2 separate regions of the Homo sapiens genome follow, and region 1 is linked to region 2. A link is a loop called in an ENCODE intact Hi-C map of the cell type or tissue named here. Cell type or tissue: pancreas. All regions are shown on one strand. Links, peaks and the distances in the headings refer to the core of each region. The heading gives the core; the rest is flanking DNA. Region 1 overlaps PPP1R12B (protein phosphatase 1 regulatory subunit 12B). Region 2 overlaps SYT2 (synaptotagmin 2).

Region 1 (8,267 bases), core at 268-8,267, 53 kb before region 2:
CCCTGTCTGTAAAATGAGGTTGGACTGGATAATCTTTATGTGCCCTTTCCTTTTGGCTTAAAATTCTGTGATTTATTCATTCTTAGGAAGATCAGCATATTTATTGGGATTTCTGCTTCAAAAATTCTTTCTAACCTCAAAAATCCAAGTCCAGAATTTTTTGTTTTCTTCTGGATTTAAACTGTTTAATATGAGCACATCAAGGTTGACTTCTCATCCTTTTTGGGAAGTGAATTTAATATTGAGGGTAATTGAATGATGTTGCAATGGCTTTCCCTCCTGCTGGCTTGGTAAGAATATTAAAGCCTGCAGAGGTGGAAATTGGAGCTCATGGAGAAATGGATAGAAAGCAATTTGTTGCAGGCAGCCTTTGGACAAGTTGTTTTAATAGGAAATAGACCTGCTGCTTCATAGGTTTCCTCAACCACCTTTCCTCAGCTTTCTTAAAATGGGATCTACATTGGCTCTTCACACCCAAATAGCAGACTAATCGTTTTTCTGCTTAGCACCGTCTGGTTCATTGTCTTGAACTCTGCCTTACAGCAGCAAGAAAATTTTCCTCGACAAGAACCTCAATCTTTAGTTCCATTGAGCTCCCCCTCTGGATTTTGGACTTACCAGAAGTAGGAGGTTCTGATACCATTCAAGATGGTCTTTCCTTCAAAGCAGGTCTGAAGAGGAGACTACCAAAGCAGTGTTTACAAACCCAGAGTCCACACAACCATATTGCATAGAACAGCACTTGGCTTTCACAAGCCTCCTACAGGACCTGGTGTAATTGGAGTGAAAGGGCAGAGACCCTGGAAGTGGAGGTGGCTGTGTGCTGCGATGGGAAGAAGGCAGAAGGCCCAGGGGCTTTGGACATAGAGCAGGGTGGAAGCTGCAAGTACTGGGAAGGAAGAGAGTTTCACAGAAACAAAGCTTTGTCACACAGAAATGAGTTCTGTCTCACTGGTGACTTCATCCCTCAGGCTCCAGCTGAGCAGAGATTTTAATCAGCTTCCTTAATGGGTATTGACACTGCTCAGGAAGCAGTAGACCCTGTCAGGGACAGCTATTGATCTTTTGTGTTCTGATTAGATTGGAAAATAGATCAACTTCATTGTAGTCCAGGAACTGTTGGTCACAGCTACTAGGAATGAGGTGATTTCTGAGGGCTGAGAAAAAACACAGAATCTTGGCCAGCAGCCAGCAGCTGCATGGTGAAAGATGCATTCACTTCTCCTTTGAGAGTTGGGGTTGAGGGCAAACATAGAACCCAGGTTTGGCTTACAACCCAGTGTCCCGGAAGCCCTCCTTCGGGAGAACTGTAAGTAAGAGGTGGGTGTGTCTAAAGACAATACCATTAATGAATGTTCTGGCCTTACCTAAAAAGGTTTAGCAATTTGGGGATAACTCTTGGATCTAGCTTATGTGCGTTCACATGCACATTTGCTAGCCCAGAGCTTTTAAAATGAGGTCTGGCATATACTTGATTACAAATGAAAACTCAGAAACCAATTTTATTTATTAAATCATATCTTTTGTTTTTCCCCCTCCCTTCTAATCCCCCAAAGGACCTATTTGAGCTGTTCCCCAATTCATCTGCTTATTTTGGACCATGAATCTGCCAGAGTGATATTTTCTGTTATTTCTCCTCCAAATTTTTCCCTGATGTTTCCAATAAAGATTTACTTGGGTGGCCCCTTAAGGTGACATCAGGATGCTCTTATGTCCTTCCAGAATAAGCATACACTTCACTCCTCTCCCTTTCATCTCCCTCTGCATTCTTAATTCCTTGCTTTTCTCACTTGGAGCCGAGGGTGCTTTAGAGAGGTGGTTTTCCATGAATCAGCCAAGATTCCTGTAGAAGTTGGGTATACCAACCACCACCACCACCGCCCCCTATTCCAGTTTCAAAGCTCCTCGGCTATGCTAATGTCCCCTCAGAGATGAGGTTTGACTTTTAGGCCCGTATGACTCCTCCATAGCCTGGCCAAGGAGACCATGAGTAGCCATGTCTGGTTTACTCTTTATCCTGAGACTGTTTATAGCTTAAAACAGAAGTGTGTCTTCCCAGCACAAACCTAATCAATCAGTGTATCAGTGCATCTGGTGGCAACAGCTCAGCCCATTCAAAGAGCAAGGATTCAGGAAAGGCACACTGATGGTGGGGAGCCTCTTAAGAGCCTCTAATGTTCTCCCAAAACCAGAGTTGAGAGTCGGAGTGCCAGTCGTCGGGGCCCACTATTCCTGAATAAGGGACATGCAAGGGCCAGAAGTAGCTTGACTCTCGCCTAAATATCTGTGCCTTTGCCTGTCCTTTCTCCCACTCTACTGAAACCCGGAACAGATTCCCGCTTGCCTTCTGATGAAGAGAGGTTAGGTAAAGAGAGTTTGGAGGAAAAAAGACACCAGGAGGCAGGCTGCGGGGTAGGAGAGGGTTCTGAGAGGAGGCAGCAATCCAGAATACCTCCTTTTCTAGCCAGCATCCCTTGAACTTTTGAAAGGTTGTGCCTACCACTGGCTGGCACACCAGGGCAATGATTTCCCTGCAGAAGGAAGGAAAGAATGTTTCACCCTTGCATCCTTCTTGGAGAAGCTACAGCCTGTGCTCAGTTGAGTGGTTCACACTCAGACTTTGGCTTTATGGTTTTCCTTCCTCCTTGTCTTTGCCCTGACCTTGATCAACAGGGGTGAAAAGAACCACCCTGAGGTTTCCATGCCTCTCCCATTTTAGTGGTAGCATTTTGTGTCTTTACTCCACCCTTCACCCTAGTTCCACCAAGGTTCACACACCAGATGTAACTGTTTTTCAGCTGAGTTGTATGGATTAACTTCAGTCCACTGTAAATACACCTGGGATGGGGTGGGGTTGGGGTTGTTTAGGGAGAAGCAGCCAGACTTGCTTTGTGAACTGAATGTATTTTTATGCAATTTTGAGTGGCCTTTCAACCCTAAGATGAATGGTTTTGTTTTACTGGTTGTTGTTATATAGTTTTGAGTATTCTGTGTTTGAAAGTTTGGGAATAATAATATTCACTTCTATATGATGCCTGTAAACACAACAGTATTTATAAATGAGTAAATAAAACTGTGTTTTAACTTTGTGACTGTCTCCACAGTTCAGAGCATGGGATTTCTAGAATCTCACATCTGGGGCAGCCTCTTCTGATTTTACATCTTATCATTGGTGGGGGCCTCGCCCACCAGCCTCCTACAACTCCTGTCCACATAGAGGCCCCTTCCCCAGGGACAGCCACAGTGAGTCATGGCCACTGAGAAGGGTCTCTGGTAGTATCAAGGAATTTCCTAAATGGAGTCAGGCCAAGGAGAAGCCTAGATTGGCGTTCAAAAGAACCGTAAGATAGATAGATAGATAGATAGATAGATAGATAGATAGATAGATAGATATCAAGGTTCCAAGCTTCAAGTAACCAAGAGTATATACGGTTATTTCTTGGAAGACACCAGGTTTAAGTGACAAAGGTGTTGAGGCCATCCAGGTGAACACTAGCACACTCTAGTACATGGGAAAGTTGAGGTCTAGGGAGGTGGTGATTTCCTTGGGCTCATGGAAGTCTCCTGCCATCACCCTTAGTCATCTGCTATATCCATAAGTCTTCATGAGGTCATTGTTTAATTCAGGAGATCCAAAACTATCCTGTAGTTCCAAACTACAAATGTAGTTAACTTGGGGGCTATTGAAGGTTAAATCTAAACTCAAAATGAAGGAGCCATGCCCAGAGAAGAGCTGTTCAGGCCCGCTGGCAGGGTTTGTACGTGGGTGGCCAGGTCTGACCCCAGGCAGCCAGGATCTGGGTCTGGTTTCTCCATCCAGCAAGCCCTGCCTCTGGCTTTGCTCAGCCCTGTGTTTCCTGCCAAGCGGAAATCCCTGGTCACTGACTTGGGGAGAGGTCAGGGAGGGAAGATTCTTCTCCCCTGATGTCACCCAGCTGTTTGTAACCCAAGCAGCAGCAGAACAAGCACACTTGATGTCATGGTTGAAGAATTCAGTCCTGTCCTGGGGCACAAAACAGAGGCAAAGAAGCATGACCGATGCAAAGGGTTCCTAGACTGCAAATGTCATTTCTCTTTCTGACCCCCACTGGTTGTAGTAAGGTCTGCAGATACAGTATCACCTAGCCGTCACGTGGTCCAGCCCTCTTGGGGGGAAAGGAGAAGGCCACAACCTATTGGCAGAGTAAAAAGCTCATATTCTTAGCCAGGAGACCCTCAGGTGATAAATCCCAGTCCGTCTGCTGAAAGGCTCATGCCCCTCACCCTACCCAGCCTTAGGGACTGAAGCAGCAAGACAGGATAGATGTTAAAGGATCTGGGCTCATGCTCCCTCAGGTGGGCAGCTCCCATCCCTGCTTGCATTCACTGCCCCCATGCCTTTGGACCTGATGGACAAGCACACATCTAGCCAACGGTGTTCCTGGAGGACAGGTGCTGGTGTAAACTGACAAAAATGGTAGCTGCTGGTCTATCCTCAAGGAGAGGAGACAGGTGGAAGTGGGAACCGAAGAAGGAGTTTTACTCTTCCCTGGTCTTTGGGGGCAATGCTGTCCCACTCTCCCTTTCCCTAAAAATTCTGACGCCCTATCCCTGGTCCCTAACATCTTTGCTTCAGAAGTTAAAGACATTTCAAGTTATTTGCAAAGAGTCAACTGAGGACTTTGTAGAAATTGTTACTTTTCAAATTCCCACTTCCCAGGGCCAGCCTCCCTCTCGTCATTGGGCTCAGACTGTGGCTGTTCCCTAAGCCCAGCTCTACTGGAAGGGAATTCAAGAATATAGTCCCCACCACCACCCCGCCCCGCCCAGCCTCCCAGACAATGTTCCCCGGCACCACCACACTCCCCACAGTTCCACAGCCTGGCATGTGTTCTCAGGAGATGTGTGGGCCCCAGCACCCACCAGAGTGCCAATCTGGTCTTCCCCCAACCCCAGGAGAGAGGGGACCTCAGCCCCTTTTGGTGCTTCCCTGAAGGGAGATTCTGGGTTAGAAGCCAGAGCCTCAGGACCATCTCACCACCCTCACCCACCATACTGACCCTCACAGGCAGCTCCCACTCCCTCACCCCCACCTCAGCGCAGCAAAAACAACCAGAGACACCCCCCACCCCCAGGTTTCTTTCAGCTCATTTCTTTAATAAGGAGACGCAGTTCATTACAAAATAACAATTTGACAAGAGATCAGACAAGAACAAGAGTCCACATAAGGGAGATGGAGAGCATTGCCAAGCAGAAGTGGGAATGAGAGGGCCGGGGGCAAGGGCTGTACATGTGTCCTTCCTATGGAGACGAAGGCAGGGCTCCTGGTGGGCTGACCTTGGCGAAGCTAGGCTCTGCCAGGCCCTGATTTTGAAGTTTTCAGCCCCAGGGTTTTCAGAAAGCAGCAAATCAAGTCCTTAGATGGGCAGGAGTCAGGGCAGAAGGGTCACTATCTTTGAAGAGGCCCCCCTAAAGTCCTGATCGCTAAGGCAGGTGGGATGGAGGAACTCCTGGTGCCCCATGCACACTGCTCCCATCACCTCACCAGACAGATGCTCTCTCAACTCTTGCCTCAATTTGTCTCTGCTGTGGGTGTGGAGAGTGGGAGGGCCCCAGAGAGAGCTGGAGGAAGCAAGACATGTCTTCACTGGTCCAAGCACCTGATTCCAGCCTGCTCTGAAATGGTCCCCTCCACCTTCCCCACTCTTTCAGTTCCCAGCACAAAGGTCCCTGGGACTTCTGTGTGCAACTTCTGTTGTGGTTTGTGCAGGGCAAGCCTGCCTCGCCACCTCTGGCCTCCTCGAATGCGCCCTGCCTGATTCCCTTCCCGTTCTCTCTCCTTCCTCATACTTGTCACAGTTGCCAGGCCTGAGGCATCCTGGGCTCTTCCCATGCAGTACTGCCCTCAGGTGCCCATGGGGCCAGGGGCCGCAGGCAGGGGGGCTACCTGTCCCTCTCAGTTCAACAGGATGACCTGGGGCCTTGGAAGCCCCCAGGCCCCTCTACTCACCTCTGCTACTTGGTGCAACTGGCTGGGGCTTCTCTGGGGAGCAGGTGTGAAGGTCAGGGGACTTAGTCCACACCTGCTCTGCCTGAGCCTCTCTCACAGCTGAACCTGCCCACCCCACTCTCAGGGGATCGCTGGTAGCCCTGAGGTTGCCCCGCTATTGGGCTGCTTTCTGTCAGACTGCAGGAGGATGCACGAGGGAAGAGCGTCAGCCCCTGTATTCACCGGCCTCTCCCTGAGTCCCTCCTCCATCACCACCCACAGACCCTCACACTACAGAGGTGAGTAAGCAGGGATGGTTCTGTCATCCCTGGCTGAGCTGCTGACTGGCTGCTCCTGAAAATCCTGGTTGCCTCCACAGGGACCCCAGGAAAGGTATCCAGAACCATGGAGTCCCACTGCTGTCTGCTCCTCGCCCAGCGTAGAGATGGAGCTGAACTGTGAACCCAGGCCGAGAAAGCCAGCTCGGGCAGGGCCAGCATGGGCATCTCCTGAGACCCCACCGGAAGCCCTGGACACCGTCCATTCTCATGACACGGGACTGAGGGAGCAGGAGGGAGTGACAACAGGTGAGCCCTTCAGAAGTGGTCTGTGGGGAGCCAGTTGGAGAGACATGGGGGCTCCTGGGAGGAGCCAAGGGAGGCCAAATCTCCAGCAGGAGGCCCCCTTTATGGCTTTTCAGTGAATTCAAACAGTGGGAGGAAGGGGCACACCACACACATACACAGAACATGGAAGCTACTGGGATGCCAGATACCAGGCTGGACACTGCACCGGGCCCTGAGGTTTGGCTCTGCAGGCAGATGTGCAGCAAACAGGCCTTCAGGGCGACAGGGTCCTCCAGCATCTCCCAAGGCAGGGCTGGACTGGAGCAGGCACCGACTCCCGCCCACTGATGACTCCCATGGGGGGTTTCCCGATGGGAGGAGGCAGGGGTGGGGCTGGGGAACAAAGACTTTACACGACATAAAATCAAAGGAGCAGCCTCAACCAGTTCTGTAAAATGGGTTTGAGGTTGGGGATCAAGGGGACTCTCAGCATTGCCATGCGGCTATTTACAGAAAGTTATAGACATGCATCTTGATTAAACAAGATTCTGTTCATATGTTTCTAGGTAATTATCTTCTTTTATATATAATTAAATATACACGGATGGGGGCAGATGAGGCTCAAATGGCTTCAGAAGGTTCTTATTTTGTTGTTGCTTAAAAAATAAAGTAATTCATGTGTCTTCAAGTCACAGTGTCCCCTTCTCAATATTGCAGTTCAAAAAACTGGTTAAGTCAAATCCTTGGGGTTCCTGGCCCCTTGGGACCAAAGGGAGAGGGGGAAAAGTCATAGGGTAGGGTTCCCAGACACAATGCAGGATGACCAGTTACATTTGAATTTCAGATAAACAACAAATTATTTTTTAGTATATGTCCCAACTATTTGCCTAGGACATATTTACACTTAATAATTGTTTGTTGTTGAACTGAAATTCAAATGTAACTGGACATCCTGTATTTTTATTTGCCAAATCTGGCAACCATAGCATGGGGCTCAGGGCCACCAGGATCTTGGGACTCCTCCCTGCCTGCCACCACCCAGGGCTCTGAGAAAGGGCCCCAAACAGCTTTAGGTGGGAGGGGCAGAGGAAAGGGAAGGGAAGGGGCAGAGCAGAGGATATGAGGGCAGTTCCTGGCTCAATCTCTTTCTACCTTTGAGTGGGAGGGGACACCCTCAGGGACAGTTTTTCTCTCTGTGAGGCTGGGTGAGACCCAGGACTCAGATGCCTTATGAATTAACCTAGGACATTAAGGGAACATGGAAGCTCTCACTCCCCAAACCCAGGGAGGTTCCTCAACCTCTTTGCTGTCACCCACCCTTACCCCCACCCCACTGCATGGAGGCAGGTTTATAAGAGAGCTGCTTTTACCCACAGGAGGGCTGTAGTGACCTCTCTTCTCCCTCTCGCTGAAGCCTTGGGCCAGCAAAATCATCCCACACTGATTCTGCAGACACAAGTTATGTATGCTTTCCTAGGAAGAAAAAAGATCAGGATCTGAGACTGTGGCCTAATCCCTGCTATCTCATCCTCTACTGAGGGACTCCAGGAAAGTCACTTCTCATTCATGCCAAGCACCTGCCTACTGTCTGAGATTGCCCCAGCATTCCTTACCCAGCCTTCCCCAGGCCTCAGCTTCCACTTCCAAAGCCCAAAAATCTGCCTGTAGCTCTGGCAGAGTTAGCATCCCTTCTGGAACAATTATTCAGGGAGGAAGAAGAAAACGAACTTTCA
Region 2 (8,324 bases), core at 61-8,060:
AAAGAAAAGCGTGGTCTTGGAAGTAATATTTCTGTCTTTTGGTCTGTTGTCTTTCTGTCCTCCCTCCCTTCCCCAAGCCCATCTGGGATTATTTTTTTCACGTTTGGCTATCCTGCTGCCCTGTCTGGCTCAAGAGCAGCAGCGTGGCATAGCTGGCATAACTGAGAGAGCTCAGGCCTGGGAATTCAAGTGTCTGATACCGGGTCACCTTATGCTAGTTCTTTAATTTTCTTGGGCTTCCGTGTTCTATTCTGCAAAATGGGAAGGTTGGACCCCATGATCTCAGTATCTAGATCAGGAAGTTCCTTCCTATCAGGACCCATGTCCTTTCTGCTGCAGTCAAGGCATTTTACCTTGTGCTCTGATTTTAGAAAAGATGGAAAATAACTGCTTGGTGCTTAACAGGGAGGAAGGAAAGAGCGTTGGATTGAGGGTCTACAAGGGCTGGCAAGCTCCGTCGCTGGGCTTGGAGCTCCCCCTAAGCCTCAGTTTCCCCATAATCAAAACAGAGGGCTGGATGAGATGATCCCACAGCCCCTTTCAGTGCCTCGTCCTGCCGTGCCACTCATCTAACACATCTCTGTGGAAGGCGGTGTTCCCCGCTCCTTCAGCTTTTCTCCAAGGCTGCATCTCACAGCCTTTCCTCATGACTAACCTTGAATGGAGGGATGCCATGCTGCTGGCTTGCGTTCCCTCATCATCAGGAGCCTTTTGTCAGCCACACTTCTCTCAGACTCATGCTGCTTGCTTGGCCTTTGGCCTTTGTGGCTGAGCTCTTCCTTTCTCCAGGCCCCATGACGAAGACTAGAGCATGCAAACTCCTGGAGCCTGAGGCCAGTGCGCAGCAAGAGGAGGACACAGGACGTTGGGGCATTTTGGGGGATCGTGTGCATGGTGACAACTGCAGGACTGTGAACTGTATCCCTGCTCCTCCTGTAATTTGAGCCCTCTCTGTGATAACATAGAACCTCAAAAACCCATCCCTTGTGCATTAGTCAATAACACACTACAGACTTCCTATTCCAGGTTGGTAATATTCCCTTTTCACAGATGAGATAATTGAGGCTCAGAGAGGTTGGTAATTTGCCTGAATTCACACAGATATTAAGGAGCAAGCCAAGATGGGAACCTAGATATATCTACCTGCAAAGCCTTTGCTCTTAACCATCAGCGCTCTTACTGAGAAGGGGAGGTCATCGCCTCTCCCCAAGCTGACTTATAGGACTGGAATCACGGGGCAGTGAACACCCAAAGCTTGAACGACTCCAACAAACCTCCCACCCCACCCCACCCCGCCCCACCCAGCCTTGGCAAAGGCAGAGCCAGCAGGGTCACGGACCAACAAAGCCAGAAGGACTTTGGGTCATCTAAACCAAGCTTTCACTTCACGTATGAGAAAACTGAGGTCCACAGTGGTGTGCGACTTGCCTAAGGTCACACAGCAAGTCTAGGGTAAACTTCAGTCCCGGCCATGGGGTCCTGGGAGTCCCCCTCCAGGTTGAGCCAGTCCCTTTGCCACTCCTTCCACCTGGGTGTAGACATGCCTTTAGCCACTCACTCCAGGGACATCTGGCTTTACCGCCTCTCTGCTTCTCAGTTGGTCCATTCCTAGAAGGTTTGGGGAATGGAGTAAAAGGCCCATTTTTTCATAACCACAGAGGTGTGGCAGAGAGTGGGGAAGGGAGAACCAAGGAAAACTGGTGTGAGATTATTGGAAAGTCAGGCAGTCTCTCTGTTTCCCATGAAGTTTCTACTGCAGAATGGTCCTAATGGTCAGAGAGAGAGAGAGAGAGAGAGAGAGAGAGAGAGAGAGAGAGAGAGAGAGAGAGAGAGACAGACAGACAGAGAGACAGAGAGACAGTGAGACAGAGCTGATGTTCCCATTTTGTAGGGAAGCTTTCAAGATGGTAGAGGAAGATCACACTGCAAGTCCACAATCTTTCCCTGCTCCCCATGGCCACTACTCACAGCTGCCCTGCCACCTGCTTGCTACGCAGCTTGTATTATTATTATTAACAATAGCTACCACTCATTGAGGACTTAGACAGCTCAGTACTGGACCAAGTATTTACATATGCTTCTTGTTTAATCCTCATAAAAACCCTAAAATACCACCACTATTCTCATTCTGTTTTGACTACTTAGTAACTGAAGCTCTAAGATATAAAGTAATTTGCTCAAGGTCACACAGCTAATAACCAGTAGAGCCAAGGTCTCCTGGGGACTCCCCCTCCAGGGGTGTGCCTGGCTTTGAAATTCATATACAGTATTTGTCTCAATTTGTCTCGACTCTGGTGACAGAAGTGGGAGGGCAATGCATTGGGAATTCCTGGAGACCACCTGCTCCCATCACCCAGCCAAGCCCACTTCCTGGACTCAGACACCAGCCCAGAACTGCAGCCACAGAACTGTGGGGTTGCAAGGGCCTGAGAAGTTATCTAGTTCTACCTTCTCAATGTACAGGCGAGGAAAGCAAGAAAGGGCCTTGCCCAAGGTCACACAAGGTCACAAAATTGGAGGCAGAGCCTGTAAATTAAACTCAGCTCTCTTGTCTCAAACTGGGACTCGTCCGCAACACCCTAATGCCCAGTAAGAAGTTATTGTCTCATCTCAACCGAAGACAGAACCAGAGTTCATCCAAAAAGGAGTTAGATTAGACTTTCCTATGGCAAGGACTGTCACATTGCACAGTGGGGTGCTCTAGGCTATTGTAGTGGAGATCTTTCTAAAACGAGACAATTCCTTCAGATCTTCCTTATCTGAGATGAATGCAGCCCTGTCTGGAGGTAGAGAGCAGACCGCATGACCTTGTGAGGTCCTTGACATCACCCTTTAACCTATAGTCATCTGTCTGTCACAGCCAACCTTTCTCTAGGAAAGAATCTGCCCTCTGCAAAGAGGATGTGTAATGCTGGAAAGCCGGCCTTTCTCCCCATCAGCTGGATTCTGAAAGTGGGGAGAGATGACCAATGAACAGGCTGAGGGTGTCACAGCCCTGCTACTTTGGGATGGGGGGTGCAGTAGGGGAGCTACAGTCTTCCCAGAGGATAGGTCATTCTACCCAGCTAGGTCATTCTACCCCACCCCCATCCTTTCAGTGGGCAACACCTGCAGGGTGTTGGGACTGGGAGAAACCTCAGATACCTTAAATTCCAAACCCCATTTTCCAGATGAAGATACTGAGGCCCAGAGTGGGTCAGTGAGTTGCCCAAGGTCATAGGACAGGTCAGAATGGAAGCTTTCGGACTCTCCCTGGGGCGCTGCGTTCACAGCTCCACTTTGACACCCCCTGCCCCGGAAGTGAGCACTGAACTCACTTAAGAGAGGCCAGTGACCAAAGGCAGCGATTCCCAGGTGCAGAGGCTCGGGCAGGCGTGCCCATGAGCTTGTCCCCCCGCGCGCCCTCCCCCACCTCGTCCCCATTCCTGTCTTGGGCACCATGCGCTCCATCATCCTGAGATTCAGAGAGGTGCAGTAGCTTGTCCAAGGTCACACAGCAAACTGAGTAGGGCCCTCGTTTCCACTGCCCAGCTGCCCCCTCCCATCGCCCACCCGGGTCTCTGCAAGCTTGCCAGGATCCCCGCGAGCCTGCTTCCTCCAATGCACAGAGCCGTGGCGCGTGTCAAAGTGTGGGAAAGTTCCCGGGAGAGGAAGGGGTGGAAAATGCAGCCGCTCATCTCAACCCTGGACGGCTGCGGCAAGGCGGGGGCGCTCAGAAAGGCAGCCAGTCCTGCAAACCGCCCGTGCCTCCGGCACACCCCCCTCTGCGCCAGGGGCTCCCCAGTGTCGCGCGAGCATGGTCTTCCAGCTCCTCCTCAGCGAGGCAGGCGCTGCAGGGTCCCATGCGCCCCGCACCCACTTCTCTCCGCACGCCCACTTCATGCACCTCCCCGCGCCCTTCCCACGGCTTCTCTGCGGCGAGTCGCCTTCGCTTCACCGCAGGTCCCTGGTCCCAGCGCTAAGGCACCGCGGCTTCTCTCGCCTTCTCTCCGCTTTGGACCCGGGCTCTCCGCGGGGAGAGATAGGTTGGGGGCTAGGGGTTCCCGAAATAATTCAGGACACCTCCCCCGGGTCTAGCCAGGTAATTCCGACGCCCATGGATTTCCGGATTACAGTTCCCACCGCGGGCTCAGTCCTACCTACTCTTAGTTTACCCCGCAGTGAGCACCAAGTCCCAAAAGTCGGAGTGTCACCGTTTGGCGACCCCGCGTCCGCCCACGCCTCAGGCCCTAGAGGTGGCCACTGTCGGTCGAGGCACGGCTTCGCTCGGGACTACTGGCTGCCCTCGTGGGGTGCCCCGCCTGGGGTTCCCTCTTACCCTGGGACGTTCCGGGCGCGTTCAGCCTGAGCTGGTGGAGAGGGCGGGGGCGGGGGCGGGGGCGGGGACAGCTGGGGTCCCGAAGTCCAGGTCCCTCTTCCCACTTCCCCGCCGGCCCTGCCGCTGCGGCCCTCGCTCCCGCGCTCGCTCGCTCTCGAGTCTCTCCCTCTCTCTATTCTCTTCCTCTCTCTCTCTCTGCAGTAGTAACAACCTGATCCCGCTTCCCCCGCCCGCCTATTGATATGCTCCTCACATTCGCCTGCACACAGCGCGTGCGGCCCCTCCGAGGGCGATCCCCGCAAACCACGACGCAGGGCCCCCGCCCCAGGCAATCCCCGCTGCTGGGGAGGCTGCCTCCGCGCGCCCACGCCTCCCTTCTCCAGTCCGGACTGCCAGCGGAGGGGAAAATGGGCGACAGGAGAAGGGGAGGTGTGTGCGGGAGGGACTAGGCTGGGGGAGAGGGGTTTAAACTGGCGCGGTCCTACAGAAGTTTGAGGAGGGCGGGGCCGGCTCCGAGCCCCCGGAGCCCTACGGGACTCCCCCGATTCTGCCGAGGAGTCCCCGCCAGCTCCGTGCACTCCTGCAACACTCCCCACCCCACCCGCCAGCTCCGAGTTTACAGCCTCTCGGTTCGGGGGATTAGCTGGGGGAGGGGACCCCCTGGCTGTAGGGAATGGCCTGCGGGCAGGGGTGGGAGGGAAACGATTTGCTTCGGGAGATAAGGATGAAGGTTTTCCTGAGTCAAGGGAGAGAAGGGAGGGAGAAGAGAGATGGAACAAAAGGCAGATGCTGGAGGGGAAGGGGAGCTGGGGAGTTCGCCCCGAGGGCTCCGGCAGCCCGCGGTCCCCACCCTCAGTCTGTCCTGGAGGGTGAGGTAAAGGCTGGTGCCAGGGCTCTTCACGGGCCACTTGGGGAGGGGAGAAAGGGCGATGGAGGGGTACGGGTGTGGGGGAGAGGAGGAAGAGCGTCTGCTGGCACAGGACCCCTTGCCTGCTCCCAGACAGGAACCCAGCAGAAGGGCTCTGCCACGGACCCGACACCTCCCACCTCCACAACTCTGCTTTCTCCCACTTGGGAAAAGCGAGGCTGACACCCACGGTGAGCACCAGGAGGGGCAGGGAGGACCGAGAGCCTGGGCAGCACTCCTGTGCCTCAGTGTCACCCTTGGGCCTCACCCTCAACCCCCAACCTCACCCGATAAGACCTCGGGGCCACAGCTCGCCAGGTGGAATTTCTGCTGCTGTCCGGCCATTAACCACCCCTGACCTTCCCAGCTCCACCCCATCCTCGCCCTCTCCCCTCAGCCTCTCCTTCACCCTCCATGCAGCTGCTTTCTGTTTGCCTTCCACTCTGCACACTCAGGACCAGGACTCGAGTTTGGGGTTTGACCCAGGAAGTGACATTCCTCATCCCCCAACCCACACACACAAAAATCCAGTGTGCATGTGTGTTGGGGGGGGCAGTCACTCAGGGCTTTCCAGGGCTTCTCATCCCCACAGAGTCTGGGGAACCGGGAAATTCCCAATACCCGCAGTGAATCCCCCTTCTTCCCCTCCTCCAGGCATCCCCTGCCCCAGGACATAGACCTCACTCCCGAAGAAGCCGGGGACTGAAGTGCTGCAGCACCCGCTGCTCCTGGCCGGGCTGGAGCCTCTCTTCAGAAGGGCAGCAGCTCGCTTGTCACAGACCCTGGACTGCAGAAAAGCTGATTCAGGGATTTCCGGGCGGCTCCTCCTGTGGGGGAGTGTGCATCTGCATACCTGGGTGTTGGGAAGGGTGTGTGCGTGTGTTCATGTGTGGGCTGGGGGAGAGGACACATGCCTGAGCCCCTCTAGTCAGGTCTGCTGACCCCTCACTGTTCTTCAGATGGAAAGGGGGACCTGGGGTAAAGGGCTCAAGGTCAGATGCTCAGCAGGAGGGCACCAGGGGTTTCCCCCCACTCTGCTACACTCCCGTAACCTACCCCCACCTCGTCATCCCACACTGAGGAGGGGACCTGTCACCTGAGATGGGTGTGCGGGCTGAAGAGCAGTACCTGCTGCTCCTCTTCGGTTTCTCCCTGGGGAGAAAAGTGCTTCTGTTTTGAAATCTCCCCCAAACCTTCTTTTGCTAGGACGAGGGAGGATGGGACTCAAATTTCATTCAGCAGGCTGGATTCAGGTTCGACTTTGGGGTTTCCTGATGCTAAGGGTCTGGGGCAGCATCCTGCTTGACAGGGAAAGCTTATGCCTTCACGATTGGAATGTAGTGCTGCTTAGATGAAAAGGGATGGATGAAATGACCCCCATGGTTCCTTCTGATAAAATGGACCAAGAGACGCCTGAGCCTTATGCAAAGCTGCCTCCAGTAAAATAAAGTCTAATTACAGAAAATAAAGCACTTCTGTAAGGTTATGTCTGCTCCTTCTGAAAATACTGTGTTTAATGTCTATACTGCCTCCAATGTGCCCTTTCCCCTCTTGGGCGGAAGTGGAATTCTGATGGCATGTGGAAGGAGCAGGTGACATTTGCACAGGCAGCGGCTGGGCCAAAATGGGGGAGGATGGGAACACAGTGGGTCCCTGGAGAAAACACAGCTGTGCTTCACTCAGAGCCCCCTCAGGCCCCAGAGAACCCTTCCCCTGATAGGGATGACAATGACAGCCTGATAATCTTAATTTCACTTGATTCTTATCAACTTTCCCAGGAGGCAGCAGGGCGAGGAAGGGATAATTCTTCACTCCACTGAGGCACAGGGAGCCCCCAAAGGGTGGATGACTCACCCAAGGTCCTGAGGTAGGTTAGGGCATGGAGCTGGGTCTTGTGAGTCTACATGGGCTGGGTGCATATCTGGAGCTCCGCCCTCCTCCCCAGGTGCTCCTTAGGTCCTGACTGTCCATCCTACCCTGTCCTCTCCTTTCAGGCTTCATGCACCAGCATCTCTAGATGCAGCCCTTACCCACCTTCCAGCTTCACCTGGCACTGCCCACTCCCTCACTGTCTCCTTGCAGGGCCCAAAGGGCCATGCTCCTTCCTGCTGCAGAGCATTTGTACATGTTGTCCTCCACACCCCACTGCACCAGGCCAACCCCCTCCATCCTGCCAGTCCCAGTTCCCTGACCCCTCTCCCTGTGTGCCCTGTGCTTCTCCTCTGCAGCCCTCATCACGCTTATCCTTCCTTGTTCTAGTCTCCCCACAACACTAGACTGTAAGCTCCAGGAGGGCAAGGACCCCTGCTCACCGAGCCTACTGGCCCGGAGTAGGCACTCAGTAAACACCTCAAATCCTGCATCCTCAAATCCTCATGCTGCCTCTGTATGCTGTATGACTACAGGCAAATTGCATAACTTCTCTACGCCTCAACTTTCTCACCTGCGACATGGGGATTTTGATTATAAAACAGACTTTTTGTAAAGATTAACGGGATAATGTATATAGAGAGACTAGCGCAGTGCCATTCTTGGCATAGCAGTGTTGGCCTTGCTGGGGAAGACAGAGGGCTGAAGGAATAAGGGAAGGAGCATCTTACTCCACCCTCAGCCTTCTCCCCCAGGGTTCTAACTATCCCTCCCCTTCCTGACCCCCAACTCTCTCTCCTCCGCAGCCCCACCTCACTTAGTGGCTCCTGAAATCCTAACTTCTCCCTCTAGGCTTCCTGGACAAGGTGGACAGCAGCTGAAGCCAGCTCATCCCCACTGAGGCTTTGCCTCTCCAGGTCTGCCGTCCAAGCACAGGATTCTCTGCACTGTCCCTGCGTTGGCCTCGAGCGTCAGCACAAACCCCAGGCCTGGAGCTGTGGTACAGGCATTGGCAGAGCCATGGTGGCCAGGGTAGGGTTGGGGAGACCTTACCCTCCTTCATGATCTCTATCAGCATCCTCCCCAAAGTCACCTCCAAATAAGTCCACAGACTAAAATAAAGGCCCCTTACCTCCCTTCCAATGAGATGGCAACTCCTAAGTCCCTCCTCTACAGAAACGCTGGAGCTGTCCTGGAACTCTGGGCTCTAAGCTAGCCCTGCAGGATCAG

The links. Hi-C counts contacts between places; a loop is a spot of excess contacts. Peaks named below come from ENCODE experiments on the same cell type or tissue, not always from the same donor. Only the 100,000 strongest peaks of a DNase experiment are listed, where the experiment ranks them.
Region 1: it touches region 2 in a loop (4-fold over the local background); 2 of 110 quality-filtered maps call a loop at or near these places.

The regions. Positions count from the first base shown.
Region 1 is chr1:202,585,481-202,593,747 of GRCh38, forward strand. PPP1R12B (protein phosphatase 1 regulatory subunit 12B) reads left to right here. Exons shown (of 24, transcript NM_002481.4): 24 at 1-7,222. It overlaps SYT2 (synaptotagmin 2), which reads right to left. Exons shown (of 9, transcript NM_177402.5): 9 at 5,116-8,267. Among named protein-coding and RNA genes, the nearest start is that of SYT2, 120 kb to the right of the region's middle. RefSeq lists enhancers at 3,309-4,508, 3,914-3,963, 5,634-6,460. In pancreas, for the core only: no CTCF peak of the experiment used is centred there; a DNase peak (open chromatin) is centred at 3,814; H3K27ac peaks cover 4,070 bases.
Region 2 is chr1:202,638,960-202,647,283 of GRCh38, forward strand. The region is part of intron 1 of SYT2 (synaptotagmin 2); the gene reads right to left. Among named protein-coding and RNA genes, the nearest start is that of SYT2, 67 kb to the right of the region's middle. RefSeq lists an enhancer at 3,821-4,753. In pancreas, for the core only: no CTCF peak of the experiment used is centred there; DNase peaks (open chromatin) are centred at 4,622 and 4,912; H3K4me3 peaks cover 699 bases.